Linked DNA regions of Homo sapiens: region 1 is linked to region 2. A link is a contact called in ENCODE Hi-C or POLR2A ChIA-PET data. All regions are on one chromosome and are shown on one strand. The core of a region is the stretch at or near the end of the contact, and the rest is flanking DNA. Distances in the headings are between cores, read along the strand shown.

What was found. Hi-C counts contacts between places; a loop is a spot of excess contacts on that map. ChIA-PET counts read pairs that join two places held with the same protein, here RNA polymerase II (POLR2A). Pooled maps may share reads with other maps.
Region 1: a pooled map shows a loop between it and region 2 (8-fold over the local background). The contact joins two enhancer-like sites. A Hi-C loop is called at or near these places in 14 of 37 single-sample maps with no recorded cell type and 5 of 50 pooled maps. POLR2A ChIA-PET finds 5 or more read pairs at or near these places in 2 of 52 experiments (OCI-LY7 and activated B cell).

The regions. Positions count from the first base shown.
Region 1 is chr2:61,991,521-61,997,406 of GRCh38, forward strand. All of the region lies in intron 1 of COMMD1 (copper metabolism domain containing 1), which reads left to right. Among named protein-coding and RNA genes, the nearest start is that of COMMD1, 89 kb to the left of the region's middle. Within about 2 kb of position 4,156, at least 2 of the 41 ENCODE cell types and tissues checked have a DNase peak (open chromatin) inside an H3K27ac peak, as active enhancers do; they include OCI-LY7, where a contact is called at or near this core.
Region 2 is chr2:62,095,536-62,101,315 of GRCh38, forward strand. All of the region lies in intron 2 of COMMD1 (copper metabolism domain containing 1), which reads left to right. Among named protein-coding and RNA genes, the nearest start is that of B3GNT2, 98 kb to the right of the region's middle. RefSeq lists an enhancer at 3,926-4,215. Within about 2 kb of position 3,801, at least 3 of the 41 ENCODE cell types and tissues checked have a DNase peak (open chromatin) inside an H3K27ac peak, as active enhancers do; they include OCI-LY7, where a contact is called at or near this core.

The DNA of each region.
Region 1 (5,886 bases), core at 2,906-5,405, 100 kb before region 2:
CATTTCATTGAGGTAAGTGCAGGGATAGAGATATTAGGGCATTTTTGGAAGAGAAAGGGGCACTTACCTTACTAGGAGAGGAGGAGTATTGGGGAAGCCATACTTGAACTGAGTCTTGAATGGTGAATAGAAATTAATCTGTTGAAGGTGATGATAAGACATTTCAGAACATTTAGAATAGCACGAACAGAGACACATAGAAGAAGCATCATATTGGGATTGCTAGTTGGGGAATTACAAACAGGTTAGTGCTGTTTGAGTGTCAAGTGCGGGAGGCAGGAAGTTGTAAGACACTAAAAGATAAGCAGGGCCTGTTGTGTTGAGTTTGAACTTCATGCTCAGTGATTCTCAAACATATCCAGCCCAGTGTTTCTTTTTTTGTAGTAAATATTTTCTAATGCTCCTTTATGATCCTTAAAAGGAATTCTTATAATTCACATATAATAAAATTAAAACATAATTTCTAATATGATGTCATAAATGTAGTACAAAGGAAAAGTATAAGAAATCTAAACATGATTTGAAATATATATTTTAAAATATAAATGCTTAAGCATTATATCATTAGAACACATAATGAATTAATCAGATGCTTGTACCTATACATGGTATTACTGTGAATGCACAGCAACAAATGCAGGTATATAAAATGTGTTGTATTGGTAGGTAAGATATTTTAAATGGTATTGTCACTGGTAATGAGATTTTTCAAAATACTTAACATCCTATTTGTAAAGTTCTGACCAAGTCAAAGTACAAGTTGTATTAATTGCATTCCTGGAAAACTTGGTGTTTATTAAAACCGTGAAAAAATACTTTTTTATGTAAAACAAAATACTTAATTTTTAGGCTGAAGTAATTATAAACAGGTTTTTCCACACAATGTCAGATGGGACATTGCAAAGTCATGTGAGACACAGGTCTTTTTGTCCTGTGGGATGTTCTTGGTCAGGGGTCTGCAAACATCAGCCCACAGGTGGTCACACTGCCTGTATTTATATAGCCCATGAGCTAAAAATGGTTTTTACATTTTTAAAGAGTTGTACGAAAAAGGGAAGAATATGCAGCAGAGGGTTACAACTTTTACAGAAAACTTGCCAACTCCCGTTTCTTGGGTATTGAAGGATGCCGAACATCCCTAGCTCATGCTCACTTAATGCGAACAGCACTCCCTCCAATCACTGTGAAACCAAATGTAGCCTCCACCATTTCTCAGGTGCCTTTGGGAGGGCAATACTACCTGGTTGAGAACCACTGTTTTGGTTTATCAGTTTTCAAATTTTTATTCCTCTGCGACACATTTAACAGATAGTAATACATGCATAATATAGTTCTATGCAGAGTTCCTGTGTTTTTAATTTTCTTTTTTTCTTCCATTCAAGTAAACAATTAAAATGAGGGAGGTAATTGTTTAATATAAGGATACTTTGAAAACCCTCTGATTTATACTTATAAAAATCTTTACAAACATTAATACTTGTACTACTACTACTGCTAACTATATTATGTACAACTTACCTTATACCTCATAGGAGAGTGCTTCACACCATCCTGCCTGACCACCACTGAAGCAAGTAATAGTCAGCCATGGGATAACTTTAAACAAGCAAGTGCCAGCATCCTATATTTATATTATAGATAGATCACTTTGATAGTGGTATAGAAGATAGACTTGAGGGAGTCCACACTTAGTTTAGGTTCAAGATAGTGAGGGCTTCTACCAGCTAGTAGGGACAGATCAGAGGGGACATATTATTAGAGAATTATTTCAGATGTAACAATCAGTAGAACTTGACAACTGAAAGTTACAGGCATTTGTTTTTCTTTTTCTTTTCGAACTCATTTTACTGCCAGAGGCATTTGTTTTTAACACTTTGTTGCCTGCCAGAATCACTTTGGAAGCTTTTTAACAATACCAGTGCCTAGGCTTTACTCCATAATTCCTGGAAATCAGAATTTCTGGGATAATAGCTGGGCGCTGATATTTTAAAATTGTACTTCAGGATTCTAATGTGCAGCCAGTGTTGAAAACCACTGATTCAAGATGTGGAAGAGAGAGAAGAATAAAGGATGAGTACCAGGCTGTCAGCCTAGGCTGCCAGTAGATGGAAGTAGTGTGCTGTGAACAGTATCTGTTTTATGGTAGCTATTCAAATATTTCTTAAGTGAAAATTGATGACTTTGAACCTAAACCAAAATCAATTTCTCATTTAATTTTTGATTGTTCTAAATTTGGATGAATTGACCCTAGTTCAAGATATTATTGACTGGAACCCAACCAAAATAACTTTTGTCACAGATGAAATTATATCAGAATGGATATCTCTTGATATTATTTGAGAAGAAGAATGATACAAATTACCTGAGTTGTGACATAATATTGTGAAGCAAGGTGTCAGTGGAAATAATTTGACTTAATTATAGTATATTATACAAAATAATTCCTTCCTTCCTTCCTTCCTTCTTTCCTTCTTTCTTTCTTTCTTGGCGGAGTCTCGCTCTGTCACCCAGGCTGAAGTGCAGTGGCGCAATCTTGGCTCACTGCAACCTTCGCCTCCCGGGTTCAAGCGATTCTCCTGCATCGGCCTCTCGAGTAGGTGGGATTACAGGCACCTGCCACCACCCCCGGCTAATTTTTGTATTGTTAGTGGAGATGGGATTTCTCCATGTTGGTCAGTCTGGTCATGAACTCCTGACCTCAGATGACCTGCCCACCTCAGCCTCCCAAAGTGCTGGATTACAGGTGTGAGCCACCACGCCCAGCCTGTATTTGTATTGATTGGCATAGCCAGAGGTTTGGGGTCCTGCTATCTGGTAAATAGGCAGATATTCAGTAAATGTTTATTGAATTGTAATGTGAAATATCTTTAATGTACCAGAAAGTTGTAATATTTACCATATAATTTTTTATATTAATGAAGAAATGAAAGACAGCTTGTTTTTCTTTCAGCTCCAGTCTCACTTGCTCTGCCTGTGTTCTACTTGGTGTTGTTACCTTTACATTCTTCTGTTCCCACTGCCACCACCCTCTTTTAGTCAAGACTCTTGGTTCCAAATGATAGGAATACAGCTTAAATTGAATAGTTGATGGAATTTTGGGTTGTCTGTAGGAAGGATGCTGAGATAGCATTATAGAATTGCAGGAAGGCCTGCAGGAACTAGGGTCTTGGGAACTATAAAACAGGGATATCACCCCATTAAAATCCACTCTCACTTCATTCTATTTTCTTGCAGACATGCTTTTGCCAAAAGGTCCAAGAAAATGCTGTCTGTAACTCCAGCCTCATGTCCTTCTTATACTATGACCCAAAAAGACAAGATCATTTCTCCTGCCCTAAATTGGGACCAGTCAGTGCGCCCAGAGAAAGGAGGATATTGTGATCTGTCTGGTTTGGAGCTTATGCCAGTCCCCATGGCCACTAGCAGATAGGGGCATAGCAAAGAAGAGGCAAGGGGAGGCTTACCCTGGGGACTAAGTTATTAACTGCTGCTGTCCTCTCCTAGGCTCCATTGCCCTAGCCCTCTGAAAATTTTTCACTTCAGTCCAACTACTTACTGTTATCAGATTCAGCTTAAAATTTTTTTTTCATTAAAAACATTTTTAAAAGAGAGACAGGGTTTTGCTGTGTTTTCCAGGCTGGTCATTGTCAACCTCCAGGGCTTGAACAATACTCCTGCCTCAGCCTCTGGAGTAGCTGGGACTGCAGGCGTGTGACACCACACTGGCCAGATTCAGCGTTCTAAACCACACGTTGCATCATGATTTCCCAGTTACCTAGCCTTTAGTGGCCCCTCATTACGTATATATAACAATGTCTAAACTTGATGTACTTTAATCTGGCTCCAGACTGCCTTCTCAATCTTATCTCTCAGTTTTTCTATTCACTGTTAAACTGAGCTAGTTGGCCTTCTAAGTTCTGAGAACACTTACATATTCCTCACTCAGTCATCTAAACTTTAAGTAAAAAATTTGTGGTAATACTCTTCAAATCATTGTTTGATGTCTCAGGATCTCTGAAGGCCAGCAACTGAAGCATTGTAGCTACTCATTAGGGACTGGCATCTCTGTATCATTGTTGACAGAATGTACCAGTTTACATTTTTTTCAGTGGTAGTGATACCGAGTCTACTTCTCTGTGTAGTCACTTGTGACAGCTAATCAGAGGGAAACCTGGCTTAACTGTTGAGGCTTTGGCCCTGCACTTATCTCATGGTGCTTTCAGAAAAATCAGTTGACTGCTTGAAGCTTCAGTTTCCTTTTCTGTAAGTTGAGAGTGAAGAGCACTATAATACTATCATCTACCTCATTGCCTTTGAAAATTGATTATGAGGGTCAAGTGCAGTAATACAGACATACCTCGGAAATACCTTGGGTTTGGTTCCAGGTGGCCACAATAAAGTGAATAATGCAATTAAGCGAGTCACATGAATTTTTTTGTTTCCTAGTGCATTAAAGTTGTGTTTATACTATACCATACCATATCATACTACACTATATTAAGTGTGTAAGAACACTGTGTCTTTAAAAGCAGTATACATACTTTAATTAAGGGATACTTTATTACTATTCAAGAGGCTGAAGTCAGAGGATTACTTGAGCCCAGGAGTTTGAGGCTGCAGTGAGCTATGGTTGTGCTCCTGCACTCCAGCCTGAGTAACAGAGACCCCATCTCCCAAAAAAAACCTAAAAACTTTATTGCTAAAAAATGCTAATGATTACCTGAGCCTTCATCTAGTCATATTCTTTTTGCTGGTGGAGGGTCTTGCCTTGATGTCTTGTTTTTGTTTTCTAAATGTGTGTGTGTGTGTGTGTGTGTGTGTGTGTGTGTGTGTGTGTCAGAAGTGGGATTTGAATTGCCTTGATGTCAGTGGCTGCTTACTGATCAGAGTGGTGATTGCTGAAAGTTGGGGTGGCTGTGGCAATTTCTTAAATAACACAACAATGAGATTGTTGCATCCGTGGACTCTCCCTTTCATGAAAGATTTCTCTGTAGCATGTGATGCTGTTTGATAGCATTTTACCCACAGTAGAACCTCTTTCCAAATTGGAGTCAGTTCTCTCCAACCCTGCTGCTGCTTTATCAACTAAGTTTCTGTAATGTTCTAAGTCCTTTGTTGTCACTTCAACAATGTTCACAACATCTTTACTAGGACTAGATACCAAGAAACCACTTTGTTTACTCCTCCATAAGGAGTAACTTCTTATCCATTCAAGTTTGATCATAAGATTGCAGCAATTCAATCACATCTTCAGATTTCACTTCTAATTCTTGTTCTCTTGCTGTTTTCACCACATATGCAGTTACTTCCTCCACTGAAATCTTGGACTCCTCGAAGTCATCCATGAGGGATGGAATCAACTTCTTCCAAACTCCCTTTAATGTGGATATTTTGACATTCTTCTATGAATCGTGAATGTTCTTAATGGCACTTAGAATGGTGAATCCTTTCCTGAAGGTTTTCAGTTTATTCTGCCTGGATCCATTAGAGTAATCACTGTCTATGGCAGCTATAGCCTTACAAAATGTATTTCTTTCTTTTTTTTTTTTTTTCTTTTTAGACAGGGTCTTGCTGTGTCACCCAGGCAGGAGTGCAATGGTGCCATCTTGGCTTATGCAGCCTTGACCCCCTGTGTTCACAGTGATCCTCCCACCTCAGCCTTCTAAGTAGCTGGGACCACAGATGCGTACTACCCCGCTTGGCTAGTTTTTTTGTATTTTTTGTAAAAACGTGGTCTTGCCATGTTGCCCAGAATGGTCTTGAACTCCCAGGCTCAAGCAATCTGCCCACCTCGGCCTCCCAAGTGCTGAGATTATAGGCTTGAGCCACTATGCCTGGTCACAAAATGTATTTCTTAAAAAAAAAAAAGACTTTACGGTCAAAATT
Region 2 (5,780 bases), core at 2,551-5,050:
AACCTATATGTACATCAGATTCAGTATTTTGGCTGTATGTCATCAATAGCAATCTCCAATTTATCTTTGAAAATGCAGCCTTTATTTTTAGTTTTAAATGACAATAATCGTATAAGTGCAACTGACTCAGAATCCCTTGCTACTGTTAGTGAAAACCTAAATAACAAGATAATAATGGATTCAGCCTCAAAAGGATAATCACCAGATCAGACTACCCATTCCTGGAATTAAAAAAAATGGTTTATGTTGTGTAGTCAAGTTTCACAGCATGCATATATATATATATGCATATCAGGGTTATATATACACACAGGTATATATAACCCTGTGTGTATATATACACATACACACAGGTATATATAATCCTGTGTGTATATATACATATATATATATATGTATACATATATGTGTGTGTATATAAAAATCTGGGTTATATATACACACACATGCTCGTGTATGTATGTATATTATACATGCACATTTCTATTCAAATAGTAAGATTCCATATTCAAAAGTTTGTATCACAATATATGGAAAAGAGTTAAGTAAGTAGTGCAAAGCAACTAACTTTCTCCTAAAAATGTAATGTCATTCCTACATTTTAAGAAAGCTATGTAAGTATTTTGCTTTTATGACATTAGGTAGGAATGCTGCACCGCTGCCTAGCAGCTTTATTAAAAAACAATGAAAACAAAATGTTAAGATTGACTGTTACTCTTCTCCATATATTGGGCAAAAAACTAAGAGGGAAGAGAAAAATCAGTAACCTTTCAAAACTGATGATCTTTATCAGCAGAACTAGACTGAATTTCACTACATTTTAGAATGAACAGCTTTCACCAACAAGTCACCATGTTTTTGAGTTAATATTCCTAGAGCATTCTCATTTATTTCATGTACAAAGAGGGTAAAAGGAAGACTATGATTGGGATGGCCTAGAACAGGTGCTTGGGTGAGAGCCTGTTTTAGATCTTCTGTGTGTTGTTTTTTTCCCCCCTCTTCCCAGTGGATTGGGTCCAGCTGGGTCTGTTTTAGATTTTTATATAGGGGTTGGGCATTAAGGAGTAGTTTGGAATCCAACTCCTGCCTGTCAACTCTAAGAATCCTATTAATTGTTTTTTAGTTTTGGGCAGGGGAAAGGTCGTAATAGCAGAGATTCTCTCAGAGTTTATTAATAGCCCCCTTGGGGAAATCATATGTCCCAAATACTTAACTTGGGGAGGCAAAATTGTAATTTATCTTTTGACACTTTGTGTCCCCTAAAACGAAGCCATTGTAATAGGTGGACAGTGTCTTCTCTGCATTTTGGTAGGGAGGATAAGCACAACAATAAATCACATACTGAATTAGAGTAGATTCATTTGGAAATTCAATGTCATCTAAATCTGGCTTTAGTATTTGAGAAAAATAAGTAGGACTTTCTGAGTAGCCCTGGGGTAAGACTGTCCACATGTATTGGTGATTTGCCCAAGTGAAAGCAAAAAGATACTGGCTATTTTGCTCCACAGGTATACTGAAGAATGCACTACATAAATCAGTAACAGAGAAGTGGCTGGCAGTGATAGGAATATTGGACAGTAAGGTGTGGGGGTTAGGAACAACAGGGTGTCTAGGAATTATTATTTTATTTATAGCTCTTAGGTCTTGAACAAGTCTCCAGCTTGTCCCATTTGGCTTTTTAACTGGGATAATTGGTGTATTCCAAGGGCTGGTGCAGGGTATTATAAGTCCTTTGTCTAAATCGTCCTGAATGACTGATTTGATTCCTAGTAAGGCTTCAGGTCTTCGGGGCTATTGCCTTACGTTTGGCAGGGGTTTGGATTTACTTAGGGTTGGCTCTATAGGGACTGCTGACTGAATTCTACCAGTATCTGTGGAAGAGTTTGCCCATAGGGAGTCTGGTACCTTAGGTAAGAAAGGCTCTAATTCTTCCTGTCCAGAATCTTGATTAACTTTCACAAGCATAATGTACATGTGGGCTTTTGTAAGTCTGCATCTCCCAAGTTGAGAATCATTTCTCCCTTCTGTGAAAATGAGATGTGAGCATTATGGGTCTCTAGGAAATCCTGTTGTAGTAGGTGTATGGGGGTACTATCTACTATAAGAAAAAGGTGATGCCTCACTAGTCCTCCTAATTAAAATTGAAAGGGATTTGATTTAAAGGCTATAATAAGAGAGTTTGAAACCCCTACCATTTGGACTTTTTCTTTACTCCAAGGGAGAGGGTTTTTAATCTAGGTAGGGATGAGGACCGACAGTATAGCGCTGGTGTCGACAAAGGCTCTGGTATTTTCCCCATTTATGGCTATTTCTACTTCTCCTAAAGCATTAGTTAGAAGTAGGGGGGAAACCCTCTCTGTTCCCTCAGAGCATCCCTATTCTGGTTTTTGAGTTGTTCTGGTGCCTTCCTCTGGGGCCCTTTGCCCCCTTTGTGCAAGCACCCGTTTAAGTTTTTTGCATTCTTTTTTTAAAATATTCTTTCTTTTTGCAATAGTGGCAAATTGCTTCCTCTTGGGGTCGCTTAGATCTCTGGGGACCATGGGACCCTTGCAAACTCCCAACTTGGTTTCTAAGTTGTTTTAGTTGTAAACTCATAATTTTAGAGACTGTTTCCTTTCCTTTCTTTCTTTTTTTTTTTTTTTTTTGAGACAGAGTCTCTTGCCTAGGCTGGAGTGCAATGGCGCGATCTTGGCTCACTGCAACTTCTGCCTTCTGGGTTCAAGCAAGATTCTCCTGCCTCAGCCTCCCGAGTAGCTGGGATTACAGGCATGCGCCACCACACCCAGCTAATTTTTTATTTTTAGTAGAGACAGGGTTTCACCATATTGGCCTCCCAAAATGCTGGGATTACAGGTGTGAGCCACCGTGCCTGGCCTCCTTTTCTTTCTTAATGATTGTGACAGCTAGGTCAGCTAGGGTTGATGTCAGCTAGGGTTGACTAAGTGACTGGTGGGCAAGGAAGCCCAAGCCACATTATTCCTCTTTATTAGGGTTGCTAACTCCTTATCTAAACCTTGCATAAACCCAGAATTTAGTAAGATGTCACTTACTTTCCCCAAGGGTATTCCTGAAAACTGTTTGAATGTCTTTTCAAACCTGATATAAAAGTCAGGCACAATTTTGTTTGGGCGTATTTTACATTGTTTCACCTTTGCCCAATCTGTAACCGTGGAGAATATCTGTGGTACAGTTTCACAGAGGCGATTGCAGAGCTCTCCATTTCTGTCTTCCAGCTGCATCTATTTTGTCAAAATCTTCTAAAGGCTGTTTCCAATCTGCTACTCTAAATCATTCTTCAGCTTTGTTCTGGGGACCAGTAACTCAATCAGCTGACACATGTCAGAGAACCCTGGATCATAAGTCTTAAGTGTTAATTGGAATTCCTTAGCAAACTTAAAGGGATCTTCAGTCGGACTGGGGAATCCAGGTACCAGGGCCTTTAACTCTGATTTGGTCCAGGGGCTATACATTATGTTAGGATCCCCTCTGCCTGTAGGTTTTACCCTAAAAGGAGCAACTACTCTATTATTTTATCCAGCTATTTCTGGTCCCCCTGTGGCTTGAGGCAAGGGAGTAGGGGAGGGAGAAGGAAAAATGAAATTGTCTGGACAAGGAAGTTCAGAGAGAGCAGAGGGTCAGGAGGAGCAGAAGGGGAGACAGTTTCTGGAGCCTTCCTGATTTTAGAAGTGGCGAGACAGTTTCAAAATTTTTTTTAACTTCCTAAAGAGAGGCAAGCTTATCGTTTCCTCTTTTTGATGATTCTAGATGCCACCTAAGTACGATTCCCATTCATTTTCTTTGATTCGGGAGCCTCAGTTTTCTAATCTAGCACACAAGAAAACCAATTTAGGGACATCAAAAGTTCCCCATTTTGGAAACCTTAGACCTAGGTCATCTTTAGTAAGATCTTCCTATTTACATAAATACTCGCAAGTCAAGGCACCATAATTATTAAACATAAACCCAGCTGTGGTGCCCACTGGGGACCGCTCTCCTTGCCTTTCCTCTCTTTTGGAGGGTTTATTTGCTATCTCTCTCTTTTTTTTTTTTTTAAGAGCAATTGACCTGTGGCCTAAGGCTTTTGTGTGGTGGATCAATATGTGCTGCTTGTGGGCAGCACTTTACAGTGTTTCAACACTGAGTCGTTTCTACCCTCTTACGTGTCTCAGTTTCTCTCTTCAGAGGTCTGTCACCTCTGAGAGGGCTCAAAACACCAGGCGACCAGCCCTTATATGCGTTTCCTGGACAAGCCTTCTTAATATTTGTTGGGGAGTTTCCTGTAGGGCCGCTGCATGTTGCGGAGAGTCAACCTCCCAGACACTCCCACGAGGCCCCTGGTCACCCAGGGGCGCCTTCCAGCTGGGAGGAGCAAAATGCCCTTTCTCTTCAAAGCTGAGGAACTCACTCTCTCATTTGCTTATGAAAAATAATAGTTCAGTTCCTCACGCAAAGTGCACACAGACAAGCCAATTGAGATTAATTTTGAGAGAAAAGGCAATGGAGAATGACTGTTTTGAATACACCTCTGAAACCAAAATTAAGATTTTAACCAACTTCCTAGGAGAAAAGAGAGAGAGAGAAAAAAAAAACAGCTCAGAATAAATCAAGGACCATCAACCAAAATGGGAGGTCCAGGACTCAGGAGGACTTACCAGTTTCACCAGAGGAGAAGCTAGAACTTGGTGAGGTTTCACTGGGCCCCTGCTAGTACCTTAGCTAGGGTTTTAGGCAACTCCTTCAGGGTCCTGAGTCTTCTCTGTGGCCCCACGTGTTTGGGCACCAGATTATTGTTGAAGAGTCAAACACTGTAAAATATTTGAAGAGATTTATTCTGAGCCAAATATGAGTGACCGTGGCCCGTGGCACAGCCCTCGGGAGGTCCTGAGAACATGTGCCCAAGGTGATCAGGGCACAGCTTGGTTTTATACATTTTAGGGAGGTATGAGACTTCGATCAAATACATTTAAGAAATACATTGGTTTGGTTCAGAAAGGCAGGACAACTCAAAGGCAGGAGGCGGGGAAGGGGACAGTAGGGGCAGGGAGGTACTTCCAGGCTATAGGTAAATTTAAACATTTTCTGGTGACAATTGGTTGAGTTTATCTAAGGACCTAGGATCCACAGAAAGGAAATGTCCAGGTTAAGGTAAAAGATTGTGGAGACCAAGGTTCTTTTGAAGTCTTATAGTAGCTGCCCTCAGAGACAATAGATGAAAAATATTTCCTATTCGGATCTTTAAAAGGTACTAGACTTTAGCTAATCTCTTCAGGATTGGGAGGACCTGGAAGAAAAAGATCTAGCTATGTTAATAGAGATTCTTTACAGATGCAGGTTTTCACCCTACAAAGGATGGCTTTGCAGGGACATTTTCAAGATATGGCAGAGAAACATGTTTTGGGATTAAATATTTTGATTTTTTTGCCTGTCTTATAATGTTATGCCAGAGTCTGATTGGAAAGTAAGTCATGACATATAGGGTTAAATAAAACCCATCTGATGAGAATTTATGGTTTGTAGGACATGACTCCCCAGATCTCTTAGATAGGAATTTGGGCAAGATTTAAAAAAAAAAAAAATGAGAGCTTAGTCCTCAATGGCTTTTCTGGGCTTTTATTCACAACACCTCTGACACCAAAAGTATAGGTTTTTTCTCCCCTGCATGCCAACCAATTCTCTGATTCTCTGAATACCAACTGGATGTTCTACAATTAAATTCTGATACTACCCAGAGTTAGTGGAGACCCCACAGGTCTTAACCCCATTTTGGATGCCAGTCAAAA